2 separate regions of the Homo sapiens genome follow, and region 2 is linked to region 1. A link is a loop called in an ENCODE intact Hi-C map of the cell type or tissue named here. Cell type or tissue: ascending aorta. All regions are shown on one strand. Links, peaks and the distances in the headings refer to the core of each region. The heading gives the core; the rest is flanking DNA. Region 1 overlaps ELN (elastin). Region 2 overlaps EIF4H (eukaryotic translation initiation factor 4H).

Region 1 (2,621 bases), core at 122-2,621:
GGGAGAATCACTGGAGCCTGGGAAGCGGAGGTTGCAGTGAGCCAAGATCGCACCACTGCACTCCAGCCTGGGTGACAGAGCAAGACCCCATCTCAAAAAAATAATAATAAAATAAAATATAAAAAATTATATAGTGGGGGGGATGGAGAGGAGGTGATCCCAGACAGAGGTCTTGGGTGAGCCAGTGCAGGCAGAAAGTGATGAGGCTGGAGTCAGTTTCCACCCCTACCAACCCACCAACCTGAAATCTCTCCTGCAGGAGTGGCAGCAAGACCTGGCTTCGGATTGTCTCCCATTTTCCCAGGTATGCCAGGCTCCCTGCCCCTGGGCCCTGCCCTGGAGCTGCAGCCACCTCCTCCCTCCTCTCCTGTGCCATCTCCTGCTCAGAAGGGCTGAGCCAGCACCCAGGGGTGGACCCCACAGCCTCAGGTCACACGAGGCTGGACCCCGAGCTGAATGTAGAGCCTCCCCTCCTTCTTGCTGACCTCTTATAAACACAGGGAACATTTGCTTTTTAAAAACACAGTTCATGGCCAGGTGTGATGGCTCACACCTGTAATCCCAGCACTTTGGGAGGCTGAGGAGGGCAGATCACCTGAGGTCAGGAGTTCAAGACCAGCCTGGCCAACATGGCGAAACCCTGTCTCTATTAAAAATACTAAAATTAGCCGGGTGTGGTGGCTCACGCCTGTAATCCCAGCCCTTTGGGAGGCCAAGGCAGGTGGATCACGAGGTCAGGAGATGGAAACCATCCTGGCTGAAACGGTGAAACCCCGTCTCTACTAAAAATACTATAGTCTTCTTTTTTTTTTTGAGATGGAGTCTTGCTCTGTTGCCCAGGCTGGAGTGCAGTGGCACGATCTTGGCTCACTGCAACCTCTGCCTCCTAGGTTCAAGCGATTCTTCTGCCTCAGCCTCCCAAGTAGCTGGGACTACAGGCATACACCACTACGCCCAGCTAATTTTTGTATTTTTAGTAGAGACGGGGTTTCACCATATTGGCCAGGCTGGTCTCGAACTCCTGACCTCGTGATCCGCCCGCCTCGGCCTCCCAAAGTGCTGGGATTACAGGAGTGAGCCACCACGTCCGGCCGTCTCTACTAAAAATACAAAAAATTAGCCGGGCATGGTGGCGGGCACCTGTAGTCTCAGCTACTCGGGAGGCTCACGCAGGAGAATGGTGTGAACCCGGGAGGCGGAGCATGGTGTGAACCCGGGAGGCGGAGCTTGCAGTGAGCCGAGATTGCGCCACTGCACTCCAGCCTGGGCGGCACAGCAAGACTCCGTCTCAAAAAAAAAAAAAAAATTAGCCAGGTGTGGTGGTGCACGCCTGTAATCCCAGCTACTCTGGAGGCTGAGACAGGAGAATTGCTTGAACCCAGGAGGCGGAGGTTGCAGTGAGCTGAGACTACACCACTGCCCTCTAGCCTGGGTGATGACAGGGCAAGACGATTGCGTCTCAAAAAAAAAAAAAAAAAAAAAAAAAAACCTTCAGAGGCAGATGTCTGTTCCTGCCCCACTCTCTGCTCACTGCCACCAGGTGGCGGTAAGGAGCCATATCTGGCTCAAGCAGGGTTAGGAACTGCTCCGGGCCGCGCTACTAGACAATGGTGCCTTACCTAATACAGACTGATGCCTTGAAACAGGGTTCACCCATCAGACTATTCCCAGGAGGGGGTAGGAATCCTGGGTTTGAGTCCCAGCTCAGACACTATGTGGATAAGACCCTCTCTCCCTCTACTGGGCCTTGATTTACTTATCTGATGCCCTCTCAGATGTATGGGTCCACCCCACTCCCTGAGAGGGCCGTCTCCTGCAGACACTGACTCTCCCTTCATCCCATGTTCCTTGATGGAGCTGCTCTTAGCCTTTCCCCGAAAGGCTTCTTGGAGCAGTGGAGCCAGGAGCCAGTGCCAGGCCCCGTCCTTCCCCAGCCAGGCCCCATGACCTGCCCCCTTTTCTGCGAGCGTTGGTTTCATCCAAGTAATATCTTGGGGGCTTCTCCCGCCCCATCTGTCCAGTGGAAGTTGATGGCATGGATCAGGTCTGAGTTTGGCCTGGGGCCATGACTTGGCTTCTCTTGGCTTCTTGGAGCCTCCATTCGAGTGGGTCAGAGCAGGCGGGGATTAGAGCCGAAACTGAGAGGGGCCGGACTCACAGTGATGTGCACCTCCTCCCGTCCAGGTGGGGCCTGCCTGGGGAAAGCTTGTGGCCGGAAGAGAAAATGAGCTTCCTAGGACCCCTGACTCACGACCTCATCAACGTTGGTGCTACTGCTTGGTGGAGAATGTAAACCCTTTGTAACCCCATCCCATGCCCCTCCGACTCCCCACCCCAGGAGGGAACGGGCAGGCCGGGCGGCCTTGCAGATCCACAGGGCAAGGAAACAAGAGGGGAGCGGCCAAGTGCCCCGACCAGGAGGCCCCCTACTTCAGAGGCAAGGGCCATGTGGTCCTGGCCCCCCACCCCATCCCTTCCCACCTAGGAGCTCCCCCTCCACACAGCCTCCATCTCCAGGGGAACTTGGTGCTACACGCTGGTGCTCTTATCTTCCTGGGGGGAGGGAGGAGGGAAGGGTGGCCCCTCGGGGAACCCCCTACCTGGGGCTCCTCTAAAGATGG
Region 2 (14,640 bases), core at 8,594-11,093, 140 kb after region 1:
GGATAATGAGGATGACTGTATAGTGCATACTGCGGGCTCTGGGGGTTCTTCTCAAAGACAAGCTCCCTGAAAGCTTGGAGCCTTGGCACCACTCTCGCAGAGAGTAGCAGTGGCACCCCCTGAGTGCGCAACCAACAGCAGCAAGCTCATTTGTTTAATTATGGTTTAACTTCTTTTCGCCAGTTTTTTTTTTTTTTCCTTGAGACAGAGTCTCACTTCATCACCCAGGCTGAAGTGTAATGGCACGATCTTGGCTCACTGCACCCTCTACCTTCCAGGTTCGAGCGATTATCCTGCCTCAGCCTCATGAGTAGCTGGAACCCCAGGCGTGCGCCACCATGCCCAGCTAATTTTTGTGTTTTTTGTAGAGAGTGAGTCTCACTGTGTTGCCCAGTCTGGTCCTGAACTCCTATACTCACCTCCCACCTCAGCCTCCCAAAGTGCTGGGATTACAGGCGTGAACCAGTCTTTTTACCAAATTTTAACATCAGTAGGTTATACAGTTAAAGTTTAGCTTTCACTGAAGTACAAGCCTGAAGGCCCCTTAAGACCATTGAGAAAATACTCTTTCCTCCTACACACCAGTGGGAATTCAGCATTTCTAAATGAGATGCAGTTTACTTCTGCCAAGAGCCCACTTAGCAGGCACACAAATGAATGGGGAAAGAACGCTTTGCCCCCACAGGAGGCGCCGGTGGGGGTGAGGCGCTGTGCTCTCTGCTCATGCCCCTCTGTGTAGGGCATGGCCAATTTCGGATAACTGCTTTGTTTACCACACAGGTGCTTTGCTTGTAGAATGGCCCACACCTAAAACGCAGCCAAAACAGGAAAATTGGGACTTTGTGTTTTTATTTTGTCTTCATATAGCGTTTTCTTGTGATTTTTGTGTTCTGAGTTGTAAATACTTCTAAATTTCAGGTTTATCTTTTAAAATAGCTGTATAGATTTCTATTAGAAAATAGAGTTCAACCTGCTTTGAGGCTTTCTTGTTTTGCTTAAGCCGTATTAAAATACAGTTTCGTGGTATTAATATTTTTCTACTTTTCATGCAAGCTGAGCATGTAAACAGCTCGTTTGTTTGCTCTCCTAAGATCTTGATTCCTTTTTCTTTGGGAAGTCTGTTAGCGCTGTCATTACTCCACACATTGGCATTTGGACCCACTTTTAACACACTTTATTTTGGAGAGACTTCAGATAGTGGACAAACTAAAGAATTTAAAATGAAACTCAAACAATTCCCAGAACATTATTCTATAAGCAGCTTGGAGACGATAGTTTGAAAAGTAATTCAGTGTCCTGTTTCTTCCTCAGGCTTCAGGGATGACTTCTTAGGGGGCAGGGGAGGTAGTCGCCCAGGCGACCGGCGAACAGGCCCCCCCATGGGCAGCCGCTTCAGAGATGGCCCTCCCCTCCGTGGATCCAACATGGATTTCAGAGAACCCACAGAAGGTACGGGCTCATGTGTCAGTGGAGGGCATCTTGTCCTGATGGGATGATCATGGCCGGTTCACACCCCGTGGGGACTTGGCGTTCTACGGCACACAGAGTTGTCGGCATAGATCCCCACGTTCTCTGGAATAGCAAGTTCACCTTGGTCATTAGAGCATCTGCTGTTGGGGTAGCAGGCCAGGTGAATTTTAGAAAGTGGGCTGGTTTGCTGACAGCAACATCAGCATGGTCGTTTTGCTGGATATGGAATGGGATCCACACTCTGACAAACTCTGCTTTTTCTCCCCCAGAGGAAAGAGCACAGAGACCACGACTCCAGCTTAAACCTCGAACAGTCGCGACGCCCCTCAATCAAGTAGCCAATCCCAACTCTGCTATCTTCGGGGGTGCCAGGCCTAGAGAGGAAGTCGTTCAAAAGGAGCAAGAATGAGCCTGCGGTTGGGAGGGAATGGGGCGTGGGGGGTTAGAGCAGGACCACAGCCTGGTGAGTCCCCGGGCAGCCGTCCTGCAGCCGCCACTCCTGCGCCTGCCATTGGCCTCCTCACAGCGGAAACACAGCTTGTGAGTGCATGTCAGCTGTTAACAAGTGGTTTTTAGTACATTCTGGGCTTTGCTGTATCTATCTAGTGCCTGTTTGTGCGTTTTTTTCTTTCTTCCGCTGCTTCCCCATTTTCCTTCTGTCCTTTTTCTCCTGCTCCTTGTTTTCCCAGCAGCACATGGGGTTCCTCGGAGGAGCAGAGGTGGCCGCCGTGGGGGGGCGTTTGGGCTGCGGTGCTGCGTCATTTTTCCTTTGCTTTCTCTTTACTTTAGACACTGGCCCAACTCCAGGCGTTTCCTTTCATTCCCTCAGTGCTTCTCTTCTGACCTGCATGTTGAGTTCTGTATTGCTGGGGCTTCCAACAAAAACCAGAGTCACTGACAGAGGGAACAGCAGAGACCTTGTTGGTATTCAGCTGTGATGGATATAGAGAATCAGAGGCACCTTGTTTTCACAACTAGGATAAAAATATCTGCAGGGTCCTTTCCATTCCTATTTAGAGGGAGTCCTGGCTCCATGACCCCCTCCCGAGTGGACTGTCCAAGCAGATAGGCTCACACGAGAAACAGTGAGGCTGAAAGGGGGGGCTATGGAAGAGCGGTAGGGAGTCCACGGAGAAGATGCAGTGAATGCTTGCATGCATTCACACGTGTGTGTGTCCCAGCTAGTTCACTCCTTTCGCCGTGCGTGGTGGAGGCTGGCCTCTCTGGCTGGGTGCAGTGAATGGCCAGCGGGTTTCTTTTCTGCTGGGCCAAGGCGCTTTGGGGGTGGAGGGGGTGGTGCTGGTGCTGCACTGGGCTGACTGCGGCGCTGACGCAGCGTTTCCCCCCATCCCTGTTGCCTGTGTGTTGTGTGGATCTGTTCCTAGTATAGGCAACATAATGAGATACTGTGCTTCCCACCTCCCCTTCAGTTCAGAGCCAAAATGGGTCTAGAATCTGGCACTTTACTCATTTCCTTTGATAAATTGTACTATGCAGAGCTGTCAGGAACCTTCAGATAGCAGTAGAGGACTGCAGCTGTCTAGGTCTGCGGCCACATCTTGGGGACACACTGGACTGTTCCCATGTGCAGGGTTCAGCAGTTATGTGGGAGTGCTAGGGGTTAGGCTTTTGAGCTTGAACGCCTGCGTGTGAACAGATGAAAAATCCTTCAGTACCCAAGTCCCAGTCTGTCCTATGGGGAGCAGTTTGGGGGCGGCCGGCAGCAGGAGCCTGGGAAAGAGGCCCTCGCCAGGTGATGGCAGGGCCAGGGTGGCCTGGGGCACCCAGCGGAATGTGCTTAGTATTTGGTCACCAGCCGTCATCCTGGGCTTTTCCTACTGTGTCTTGTTACAAGGCCTCAGCAATCCACAGAACTCTCTCTCCTTCCTTCCACCTGTCAGCTTCTCTGCTTCTGAGATAAGAACCATTTGTGTAACACCAACACTTAACTTCAGAAAGACATGCATTATGTGGTGTAATCAAACCCGATGCTTTCAGATGACCTACTTACATCTTCAATGTGGATAAGATAAAGAACAAAACACATGCATCTAAACTGCTGGGCAATCCAGTTGACTTTTAAATGTAAGAATGGAATTCCAAACACTTAACACATTCAGCTATATGACAGAAAGTAAATCTATGGATATGGTATTTTGTGAATGATCTTTTAAATAAAAGAAAACCTTACGTAATATTTAATGCTTGCCTTTATTTTTGAGTTCTTTTTAGCTGCTCATGGAATGTAACAATTTTAAATTTGGGAAGCACCATTGAAATGGAAGAGTCTTCCTGTCATTTTAATTCTGGGATGAGTGAAGTTATTTTAAAAGCTGGTGATGATTAGAAATAGGATGCCAATTTTTTCCCCTCACTTGCTAAAAATGTCCTTTTCCCAACCAGGCAGAAACCTTGAAAGTCTGGCTGTTTTTGGTTAGGTAAAGGAACATTTTTTTCCCAAGATGGAAGAAATCAAGCATTTACACAACATGTGGCTTCTTTTAACAACTGCTTGTAAACGAAATTCTAGGTGCCCCTCATGGCTGGGAGGGCTGCTGCTTCCTGACAGCAGATCCTGACTCTGGGGAGGTGCTGCTATAGGTTGGTATTGGATAGTGTTAAAATTGACTTAGGCAGACAAAGAAGAGCTGAGTGGGCAAGGTGCGGGGCATGAATGCGTGTTTGGCAAAGTCCTGGCTGACTTTGGAAGGGCCTGGCCAAGGCAGACCTTGCCTACCTTGAGGTAGGAGCATTGTCTGGTGATGGAGGACCCCGGACCACGACTAAATTTTAGTAAGGCAGGCAAGGGCTGTTCAGGTGGGAGCCTAGAGTAACTCTTTTGCTTCAACTACTTTCTACCCAAGAGTAGGTGGTAGAGAGGACCGGTGTTTCAGAGACAGGGTCTCCCTCTGTCACCCAGACAGGAGTGCAGTGGCGTGATCTCGGCTCACTGCAGCCTCCGCCTCACGGGTTCAAATGATCCTCTTGTCAGCCTCCCAAGTATCAGGGACTACAGGCACCCACCACCATGCCTAGCTAATTTTTGTATAGTAGAGATGGGGTTTCACCATGTTGACTAGGCTGGTCTCAAACTCCTGACCTCAAGTGATCCACCCACCTCAGTCTCCCAAATTGCTGGGATTATAGGCACAAGCCACCATGCCTGGCCCTGACATCTATTTTTAGTTGGTGATTTCTAGGGAATAGCCTGGTTTTCTCAATGAAGGACATTACTTAACAGAGATTAAGTCTAGAACAAGAAGAGCTGATTAACCTAGAACACGGGTTGACCTTGCCTTTAGGGTGGTGAAACGGCCTAAAACCTGAAGGAAGACTTCCCAGGGAGCTGGTCACTGGGGCCAGGCTCACTGGGCTTCTCTGAAGTCAGACCCTGGCCACATCTGGATGTTTTGTTTTTTTGGTTTTTGTTTTTTTTTTTTTTTTTTTTTTTTTTGGTGAGATGGAGATTTACTCTTGTTGCCCAGGCTGGAATGCAATGGCACGATCTCGGCTTACTGTATCCTCCACCTCCCAGGTTCAAGCGATTCTCCTGCCTCAGCCTCCTGAGTAGCTGTGATTATAGGCATGGGCCACCACGCGCGGCTAATTTTGCATTTTTAGTAGAGACAGGTTTTCACCGTGTTGCCCAGGCTGATCTCGAACTCCTGACCTCAGGTAATCCACCTGCCTCTGCCTCCCAAAGTGCTGGGATTACAGGCATGAGCCACTGCGCCTGGCTGGATGTTTTAAGATTTTATTTTATTTTGTATTTATTTTTCTTTGAGACAGAGTCATGCTCTGCCACCCAGGGTGGAGTGCAATGGTGTAATCTCAGCTCACTGCAACCTCCGCCTCTTGGGTTCCAGCGATCCTCCCACCTCAGCCTCCCTAGTAGCAGGGATTATAGGCACATGCCACCACGCCCAGCTAATTTTTGTGTTTTTAGTAGAGATGGGGTTTCACCATGTTGGGCAGGCTGGTCTCAAACTCCTGACCTCAGGTGGATCCACCCACCTTGGCCTCCAAAGGGCTGGGATTACAGGCGTGAGCCACTGCACCTGGCCTATTTCAATTTTTGTAGAGGTTTCACCATGTTGCCCAGACTCTTCTCAAACTCCTAAGCTCAAGAGATCTTCCCACCTTGGCCTCCGAAAGTGCTAGGATTACAAGCATGAGCTACCACGCCAGGCCAATGCTGAGATGTTTTAAGTCACTTTCTCATTTGTGAGGTTGACAGACTCATGAACACTTCCAGTCTTAAGGGTTTTCCTAGACTGGGCTCGGTGGCTCACGCTTGTAATCCCAGCACTTTGGGAGGCTGAGGTGGGCCGATCACGAGGTCAGGAGATCAAGACCATCCTGGCCAACATGGTGAAACTCCATCTCTACTAAAAATACAAAAATTATCCTGGCGTGGTGGCACACGCACCTGTAGTCTCAGCTACTCGGGAGGCTGAGGCAGGAGAATCGCGTGAACCCGAGGGGGAGCTTGCAGTGAGCCGAGATCGCGCCACTGCACTCCAGCCTGGGCGACAGAGCAAGACTCAGTCTAAAAAAAAAAAACAAGTCTTCCCTTTGCATGTTTTGGTCATGAAAGAAAAATAATGAATACTATGTACTTAAAATTATAACCTACTGTTCCCCATCTGTAAACACCCTGTAACTCTGTAAAATACTGAATATACAAATCAAAGCACACTATTTCACTGCGGCAGGTTCTTCGGTACTCGGTTTGGACACTGCAGATAACCTATATCCTGTTCTTTCCTTCACCGTGGGAGACGAGGTAAGCGGCTGAGCTTGTCCTTCTAAACGAGATTGGGATGGCGGGGGTGTCAGAGGAGGGTTTCAGGTAGCCCAGAAATTCTTTAAATTGCACCTAGATTCCTTGGAATCGGTAGAAGTCTTTCTCATGCATTATACTCTGAAGTTAAGAATATGCTCACCAGAGGCTTGGCGAGGTGACTCATGCCTATAATCCCAGCGCTTTGGGAGGCTGAGGCGGATGGATCACTTAAGGTCAGCAGTTTGAGACCAGCCTGGCCAACATGACAAAACCCCATCTCTGCTAAAAACACAAAAATTAGCCGGGCATGGTGGCTCACAGTTCCAGCTACTAGGGAGGCTGAGGCAGGAGAATCACTTGAACCCAGGAGGTGGAGGTTGCGGTAAGCTGAGATTCCACCACTACACCCCAGCCTGAGTGAGATTCCGTCTCCAAAAAAAAAAAACGATAGCTTTAGTCAGCTTTAAGGAATGTATGAGGCTAGGTACCGTGGTCACGCCTGTAATCCCAGCACTTTGGGAGGCCAAGGTGGGGAGATGGCTTGAGGTCAGGAGTTTAAGACCAGCCTGGGCCTAGCATAAAATTTTTTTTAAAAAACGGTGATAAAATATATACAATATAACAGGCCTGGGTGTGGTGGCTCACCCCTGTAATCCCAGTACTTTGGGAGGCCGAGGCAGGCAGATCACCTGAGGTCAGGAGTTTGAGACCAGCCTGGCCAACATGGCGAAACTCTGTCTCAACTAAAAATACAAAAATTAGCCAGGTGTGGTGGCTCCTGCCTGTCATCCCAGCTACTCGGGAGGCTGAAGCAGGAGAATCGCTTGAACCCAGGAGGTGGAGGATGCAGTGAGCCAAGATTGCACCACTGTACTCCAGCCTGGGCAACAAGAGTGAGACTCTGTCTCAAAAAATAATAATAAAAATAAAAAAATTTTAAATTTAAACATTAAAATTTAAAAATTTTTGTGGGGCCAGGCACGGTGGCTCATGCCTGTCACAGCACTTTGCCAAGGTGAGTGGATCACTTGAGGTCAGGAGTTTGAGACCAGCCTTCCCAACGTGGTGAAACCTCATCTCTACTAAAAATACAAAAATTAGCTGGGCGTGGTGGCAGGCGCCTGTAGCGCCTGTAATCCCAGCTACTCAGGAGGCTGAGGCAGGGGAATCGCTTGAACCTGGGAAGTGGAGGTTGTGGTGAAATGAGATCGTGCCATAGCACTCCAGAGCTGACACTGTCTAAAAAAAAAATTGTGTGTGTGTGTGTGTGTGCATAGTAGATGTATATATTTATGGGCTACATGTAATGTTTTGATACAGGCATGTAATATGAAATAAGCTCATTATGGAGAACGGGCATCCATCCCCCCAGGCATTTATCCTTTGAGTTACAAACAATCCGATTACATTAAGTTATTTTTAAAATATACAATTAAGATATGATTGACTATAGTCACCCTGTTGTGCTATGAAATAGTAGGTCTTATTCACTTATTCATTCTTTTTTTTTTTTTTTTTTTTTTTTTTTTTTTTTTTTTTGAGACAGAGTTTCGATCTTGTTGCCCAGGCTGGAGTGCAGTGGCGCCATCTCAGGTCACTGCAGTCTCCACCTCCCGAGTTCAAATGATTCTCCTGCCTCAGCCTCGTGAGTAGCTGGGACTACAGGTGCGTGCCATCACACCAGGCTAATTTTTTGTGTGTTTTTAGTAGAGATGGGGTTTCGCCATGTTGGCCAGGCTGGTCTCAAACTCCTGACCTCAGGTGATCCACCCGCCTCCCCCTCCCAAAGTGCCGGGATTGTAGACGTGAGCCACCACCAGCCCATTCTACTTTTTTTTTTTTTTTTTTTTTTTGAGACAGAGTTTGGATCTTGTTGCCCAGGCAGGAGTGCAGTGGCGCCATCTCGGCTCACCACAACCTCCACCTTCCGGGTACAAGCGATTCTCCTGCCTCAGTCTCCCGAGTAGCTGGGACTACAGGCGCGCGCCACCATGCCCGGCTAATTTTGGTATTTTTAGTAGAGACAGGGTTTCACTATGTTGGCCAGGCTGATCTCAAACTCCTGACCTCGTGATCCACCCACCTCAGCCGCCCAAAGTGCTGGGATTACAGGCTTGAGCCACCGCACCCGGCCGGCTCTACTTTTTTTTGTACCCATTAACTATCCCCACCTCCCCCCACAAGCCTCTACTACCAGCCTCCGGTAACCATCCTTCTAGTCTCTTTTTTTTTTTTTTTTTTGAGACGGAGTCTCGCTCTGTCGCCCAGGCCGGATTGCGGACTGCAGTGGCGCAATCTCGGCTCACTGCAAGCTCCGCTTCCCGGGTTCACGCCATTCTCCTGCCTCAGCCTCCCGAGTAGCTGGGACTACAGGCGCCCGCCACCGCGCCCGGCTAATTTTTTGTATTTTTAGTAGAGACGGGGTTTCACCTTGTTAGCCAGGATGGTCTCGATCTCCTGACCTCATGATCCTCCCGCCTCGGCCTCCCAAAGTGCTGGGATTACAGGCGTGAGCCACCGCGCCCGGCCCCTCCTAGTCTCTTAAGTCCATGAGTTCACTTATTTTGACTTTTAGATCCCACAAATAAGTGAGAACATGCGATGTTTGTGTTTGCTTTGTTTTCTTTTCTTTTTGAGACGGAGTCTCGCTCTGTCACCCAGGCTGGAGTGCAGTGGCACGATCTCGGCTCACTGCAAGTTTCGCCTCCTGGATTCACGCCATTCTCCTGCCTCAGCCTCCTGAGTAGCTGGAACTACAAACGCTCGCCACAACGCCCAGCTAATTTTTTGTATTTTCAGTAGAGACAGGGTTTCACCGCGTTAGCCAGGATGGTCTCGATCTCCTGACCCCGTGATCCGCCCGCCTCGGCCTCCCAAAGTACTGGGATTACAGGCGTGAGCCACCGCGCCCGGCTGATGTTTGTGTTTTTGTGCCTGGTTTATTTCACTTAACATAATCTCCAGTTCCATCCATGTCGTTGCAAATGGCAGGATCTCATTCTTTTTGGATGGCTGAATAGTACTCCTTTGTGTATAAATACCACATTTTCTTTTTCCATTCTTCTGTTGATGGACACTTAGATTTCTTCCAAATCTTGGCTGTTGTGAACAGTGGCGCAATAAATATGGCAGTGCAGGTATCTCTTCGAGGTACAAAATTCCTTTCTTTGGGGTATATACCCGGCAGTGGGATTGCTGGATCATATGGTAGCTCAATTTTTAGTTTTGTGAGGAACCTCCAAACCATTTTCCATAGTGGGTGTAGTAATTTATGTTCCCACCAGTAGGGTACAAGGGTTCCCTTTTCTTCACATCCTTGCCAGCATTTGTTATTTATATCACAGTTCAAAAAAATAATGTAATATACCAAAAACGATTGAGTTGTGGGGAAAAAAAAATATAAGTGCACTAGAATTTATGCAACTGAACAGGAACTGTCTAGTTTGTTGTCTTTTTTTTTTTTTTTTTTGAGACAGGGTGTCATTCTGTCACCCAGGCTGCAGTTCAGTGGCGTGATCTCGGCTCACTGCAACCTCCACCTCCCGGGTTCAAGCGTCAGCCTCCCGAGTATCTGGGATTTACAGGCGCAGCCGTGCATTGAAAGTAATGGTAAAAACCACAATTACTTTTGTGCCAACCTAATACCATCCCACACCAGTGTCCCACAGTCACACCCCCCCTTGTGGTTAAACTTTCTCTCAGCAGCTGTTGAAAAGTTTTTCCTCTCTCCGATAATTCTGCTGATGGCCGCAAGCATTGGGCTTCTGTTTTCTGTGGCAGGAGCAGTTCTGCTCTTAAAAGGGAAGGATGTCCCAGGCAACTTTAGGGATATGGGTTTAAAAAAATGTTTTAAAGGGAAGGCTTAGGTGCGTTAGCTCTGTAATCCCAGCACTTTGGGAGGCTGAGGCCTGAGGATCGCTTGGGTCCGGGAGTTCAAGACCAGCCTGGGCAATGGAGTGACACCCCTCCCTATCTCTGCAAAAAAAAAAAAATAAAGACAATTAGCTGGGCACAGTGGTGCATACCCGTAGCTCCAGCTACTCTGGAGGCTGAAGTGGGAGAATTGCTTGAGCCCACTTGGCTGAGGCTGCAGTGAGCTGAGATCACAGCAGTGCACTGCAGCCTGGGTGACAGAGTGAGATCCTGTCTCTAAAAAAAGAAAGTAAAAGAGGGTGGGGAGGGAAAAGAGAGAGAGAAAGAAAGAAAGAAAAAGAGAGAGAGAGGAAAGAAAAAAAGAGATAGAAGAAGGAAGGAAAGGAAGGAGAAAGAAATAAAAAGAGAAGAGGAAGGAAGGAGAGAGGGAAGGAAGGAAAAGGAGGGAGGGAAGGAAGGAGGGAGGGAGGGAAGGAAGGGAGGGAATGAGGGAAGGAGGGGAGGGAAGGAGGCAGGGAGGGAAGGAAGGAAGGGAGAGGGAGGGAAGGGAGGGAGGGAATGAGGGAAGGAGAGGAGGGAAGGAGGCAGGGAGGGAAGGAAGGAAGGAGGCAGGGAGGGAAGGAAGGAGGGAGGCAGAGGGAGAGAGGGAAGGAAGGAGGGAGGGAAAGAGGAAGGGAGGGAGGGAGGGAAAGAGGGAGGGAAGGAAGGAGGGAGGGAGGGAGAAAGGGAAAGGAGGGAAGGAAGGAAGGAGGGAGGGAGGGAGAAAGGGAAAGGAGGGAAGGAAGGAGGGAGGGAGGGAGGGAGAAAGGGAAAGGAGGGAAGGAAGGAGGGAGGGAGGGAAGGAAGTAGGGAGAGAGGGAAGGAAAGAGGGAGGAAGAAAGGGAAAGGAGGGAAGGAAGGAGGGAGAGGGAAGGAAGGAAGGAGGGAGGGAGGGAGAAAGGGAAAGAGGGAGGGAAGGAAGGAGGGGGGAAAGGAAGGAGGGAGGGAGAAAGGGAAGAGATAAAGACCAGGGCCAGCTCTTAACCAAAGGGAAAAGGGCGAAGCAAGTCTGTAGGGCTCAAGAAGGGAAGCCTACAACACCTAGTTATTGTTACCTGGAGACAAATGTGCAACGATCTGATCCCAGCTGGGGTGAACAAAGAGAAAATAGACCAGCAACCCAACGCGTTATTGGTGGCCTTTGGAAAGACCTGACCCCCAGTCACCAGTTTAGATCCCTTCCCAGGGGAAGTGAAACTCCTCCTTTTTGGTTATGGGGCGAGTCCCCTTCATTGCTCCACTGCCGCCTTCTCATCTATTCCAGAAAACATCCTGGGTATGGGCTCGCTCTGTCACCGCAGGCTGGAGTGCAGTGGCGCGATCATAGCTCCTGGTGCACCAACACGCCCAGCTAATTTTTATAATTTTTTTGTAGAGACCGGGTCTTGCCATGTTGGCCAGGCTGGTCTTGAACTCCTGGGCTCGATCCTCCTGCCTCAGCCTCCCAAAGTGCTGGAATTACAGGTGTGAGCCACTCTGCCGGGCCCCCACTTTATTTATTGTCCCTAGGGTAAGAGCATGTCAACCTTGATGCTATCACACAAATTATAGACTGAGACGCATATAGCATTCTTGCCTGTTCTGGAGGGCTGCCTCTCATTATCTTGCTGGAACATGCATCCTCTTTTCCTATGACGGGCAAGCCCTGGGTCTGGACAAAACAGTGCAGAGATCTACCCCTCTCCCAGCTGTGCAAGACCAGACTTATTGGCTGGGTGCCGTAGCTCACGCCTGTAATCCCAACACTTTGGGAAACTGAGGCAGGTGGATCACCTGAGGTCAGGAGTTCGAGACCAGCCTGGCCAACATAGTGAAACCCAGTCTCTACTAAAAATACAAATATTAGCTGGGTGTGGTGGTAGGTGCCTGTGATCCCAGCTACTAGGGAGGCTGAGGCAGGAGAATCGCTGGAACCCAGGAGGCAGAGGCAGAGGTGAGCCGAGATCATGCTACTGCACTCCAGCCCGGGTGACAGAATGAGACTCCATCTCAAAAAAAAAAAAAAAAAAAAAGACCACGCTTCTGTCTGTAAGATCGTTTTGCATATGAGGTCCTTTCACAGACCATTTCCCTCCAGCACCTACCAGTGCCCAGGCCCGTGAAGGAAGCAGGGAGCTAGAACAGAGCAGGTAGGCTGGGTGCGATGGCTCATGCCTGTAATCCCAGCACTTTGGGAGGCTAAGGTGGGAGGATCACTTGAACCCAGGCATTCAAGAACAGCCTGGGCAACACAGTGAGACCCCATCACTACAAAGTTTTAAAATGAGCCAAGCACAGTGGCCTGCACCTGTAGTCCCACCTACAGGCGAGGCAGAGGTGGAAGGATCACTTGAGCCCGAGAGTTGGAGGCTGCAGTGAGCTATGATCTTGCCGCTGCACTCCAGCATAGGTGACAGAGCAAGACCCTGTCAAAAAAAAACAAAAACAAACAAACAAAAAACAAAAACCAGAACAGACTGGGTGCAGTGTAATCCCGGCACTCTGGGAGGCCGAGCAGGCAGATTACTTGAATCCAGGAGTTTGAGACCAGCCTGGCCAACATAGTGAAACCCCGTCTGTACTAAAAGTACAAAAAATTAGCCGGGCGTGGTGGCAGGTGTATGTAATCCCAACTACTCAGGAGGCTGAAGCAGGAGAATTGCTTGAACCCGGGAGGCAGAGTTTGCAGTGAGCCGAGATCGCCGCACCGCTCTCCAGCCTGGGTGACCAAGCAAGACCCCATCTAAAAAAAAAAAATGAGAAAAAAAGAAAGAAAAAGAACAGCAGGTAAGTCCTGTCCAGGTGCATAGTCTGGGGCTGGAGGGAAACAGATGCAGGTTTGTTCCCATTGTGTGAGGAGGAGCCAGTCAGGGGGTCCCAGCAAGGAAGCCAGGCTTTGGCCTCTGGGTTCAAATCCAGCTTCACCTCTGTGAGCCTCTGTCTTCTTACCGGTTACCGTGGGAAGGAAACGTGGTCCTGAATCCAGTGCACTTGGCATTGCTGGATGGAACAAGGGAGGGTGGCGGTTGCTCGCACAGGCACAGGTCTGGGCGTCTGATGGCCCTAGCTTCAGTCCTAGTCCGGCCACAGAGGGAGGCAGGGTGAGCTCCTGACACGGACGCCTGCAGAATCTCTCAGAACCGGTCTCTGGAGCATGTGCTACCCTCCTTGTCCACGAGGTGGCAGCAGCGGGCCTAGCCGCTCGTCTCCGCGGCCACCTCTTTCTGGCCAGGCCGGGACACCGCGGCCAAGGCTAAAAGAGAAACCTAGCCCCAAGCTGAGAGTGGGACCCCAGAGCCAGGGTCCCAGGCCTAGAGGCGTCCAGGACTGGGGGCCAAGGTTCTGAAATGCCAGACATATAGGAGGTGGGGGACCGTCATGCTCTTCCCTGGTGTCTCCAGCAGGTGGGATAAACACCGGGTTCAATGGGACCAGGCGCGGTGGCCTCACGCCTGTAATCCCTGCACTTTGGGAGGCTGAGGATGGAGGATCGCTTAAGGCCAGGAGTTCAAGACCAGCCTGGGCAACATAGTGAGACCTTGTCTCTACAAAAAAAAAAAAATACAAAAATTAGCTGGGCGTGGTGGCATGCACCTGGGGTTCCAGCTAACTCTGGAGGCTGAGGTGGGAGGATCGTTTGAGCCTGGGAGGCAGAGGTTGCAGTGAGCTGAGATTGCACCACTGCACTCCAGCCTGAGTGACCGGGTGAGACCCCATCTCAAAAAAAATTTTAAAAAAGGGGAAAGAACAGCAGGTAACCTCTATCCAGGTGCACAGTCTGGGGCTGAAGGGAAACTGTTGCAGGCTTGTTCCCATTGTGTGAGGAGGAGCCAGTCAGGGGGTCCCAGTGAGGAAGCCAGGCTTTGGGGTCTGGGTTCAAATTCAGCTTCACCTCTGGACCGAGTGAGACCCTGTCTCAAAAAAAAAAAAAAAAAGCAGGCGAGGAATAGAGACAGAGGGTCAGACAGCAAGAGTCCCAGAGGATGAGACAGATGGACACAGAGACAAAGGATGCGGGATGTAGGTGGGCAGGGCAGGGACAGAGAGACCCCTGCAGAGGCCACGAGGGCAGGGCAGATGGAACAAGTGACCAAAGACAGGTGGAGGAGTGGACGGCACGAGTGTCAGAGGCTGCAGACAGCGAGGGCGCTAAAGGGTGGGAGAAGGAAGGAGAGCCCTGCTCCACCCCAGCCTTGGGGGTCTCATCACCCCACTGCACAGATGAGGCTCCTGGCATCGGGGTGCAGAGAACGGCTCATAGCACAGGCAGAGGGACCACAGCCCACTCCTGCCCAGCGGTGCTCCTGTGCCCAGCCCTGGGGTGGACACCGTGGCTGCCATCCACACAGACATGAGGACCGAGTGAGATAGTTCCCTGTGGAGGCCAGGATGCTCTGGCACCTGAGGTCAATAAAGCCACATCCCACAAGTGGGTGGACTGCCTTGTGCTATTGACCATTAAACAGCTGCCCAAGGCCATTGAGCTATTAATT

What was found. A loop is a pair of places that touch in the nucleus more often than their neighbours do. Peaks named below come from ENCODE experiments on the same cell type or tissue, not always from the same donor. Only the 100,000 strongest peaks of a DNase experiment are listed, where the experiment ranks them.
Region 2: it touches region 1 in a loop (6-fold over the local background); 53 of 110 quality-filtered maps call a loop at or near these places.

The regions. Positions count from the first base shown.
Region 1 is chr7:74,066,473-74,069,093 of GRCh38, forward strand. ELN (elastin) reads left to right here. Exons shown (of 33, transcript NM_000501.4): 32 at 260-304; 33 at 2,185-2,621. The coding sequence ends at 2,228. Among named protein-coding and RNA genes, the nearest start is that of ELN-AS1, 5.5 kb to the left of the region's middle. In ascending aorta, for the core only: a CTCF peak has its summit at 1,543 (motif pointing right); DNase peaks (open chromatin) are centred at 1,239, 1,569, 1,959 and 2,472; H3K27ac peaks cover 2,102 bases.
Region 2 is chr7:74,193,430-74,208,069 of GRCh38, forward strand. EIF4H (eukaryotic translation initiation factor 4H) reads left to right here. Exons shown (of 7, transcript NM_022170.2): 6 at 1,312-1,449; 7 at 1,740-3,667. The coding sequence ends at 1,879. Among named protein-coding and RNA genes, the nearest start is that of LAT2, 9.3 kb to the right of the region's middle. RefSeq lists enhancers at 2,710-3,211, 10,231-10,320. In ascending aorta, for the core only: a CTCF peak has its summit at 9,954; a DNase peak (open chromatin) is centred at 9,926.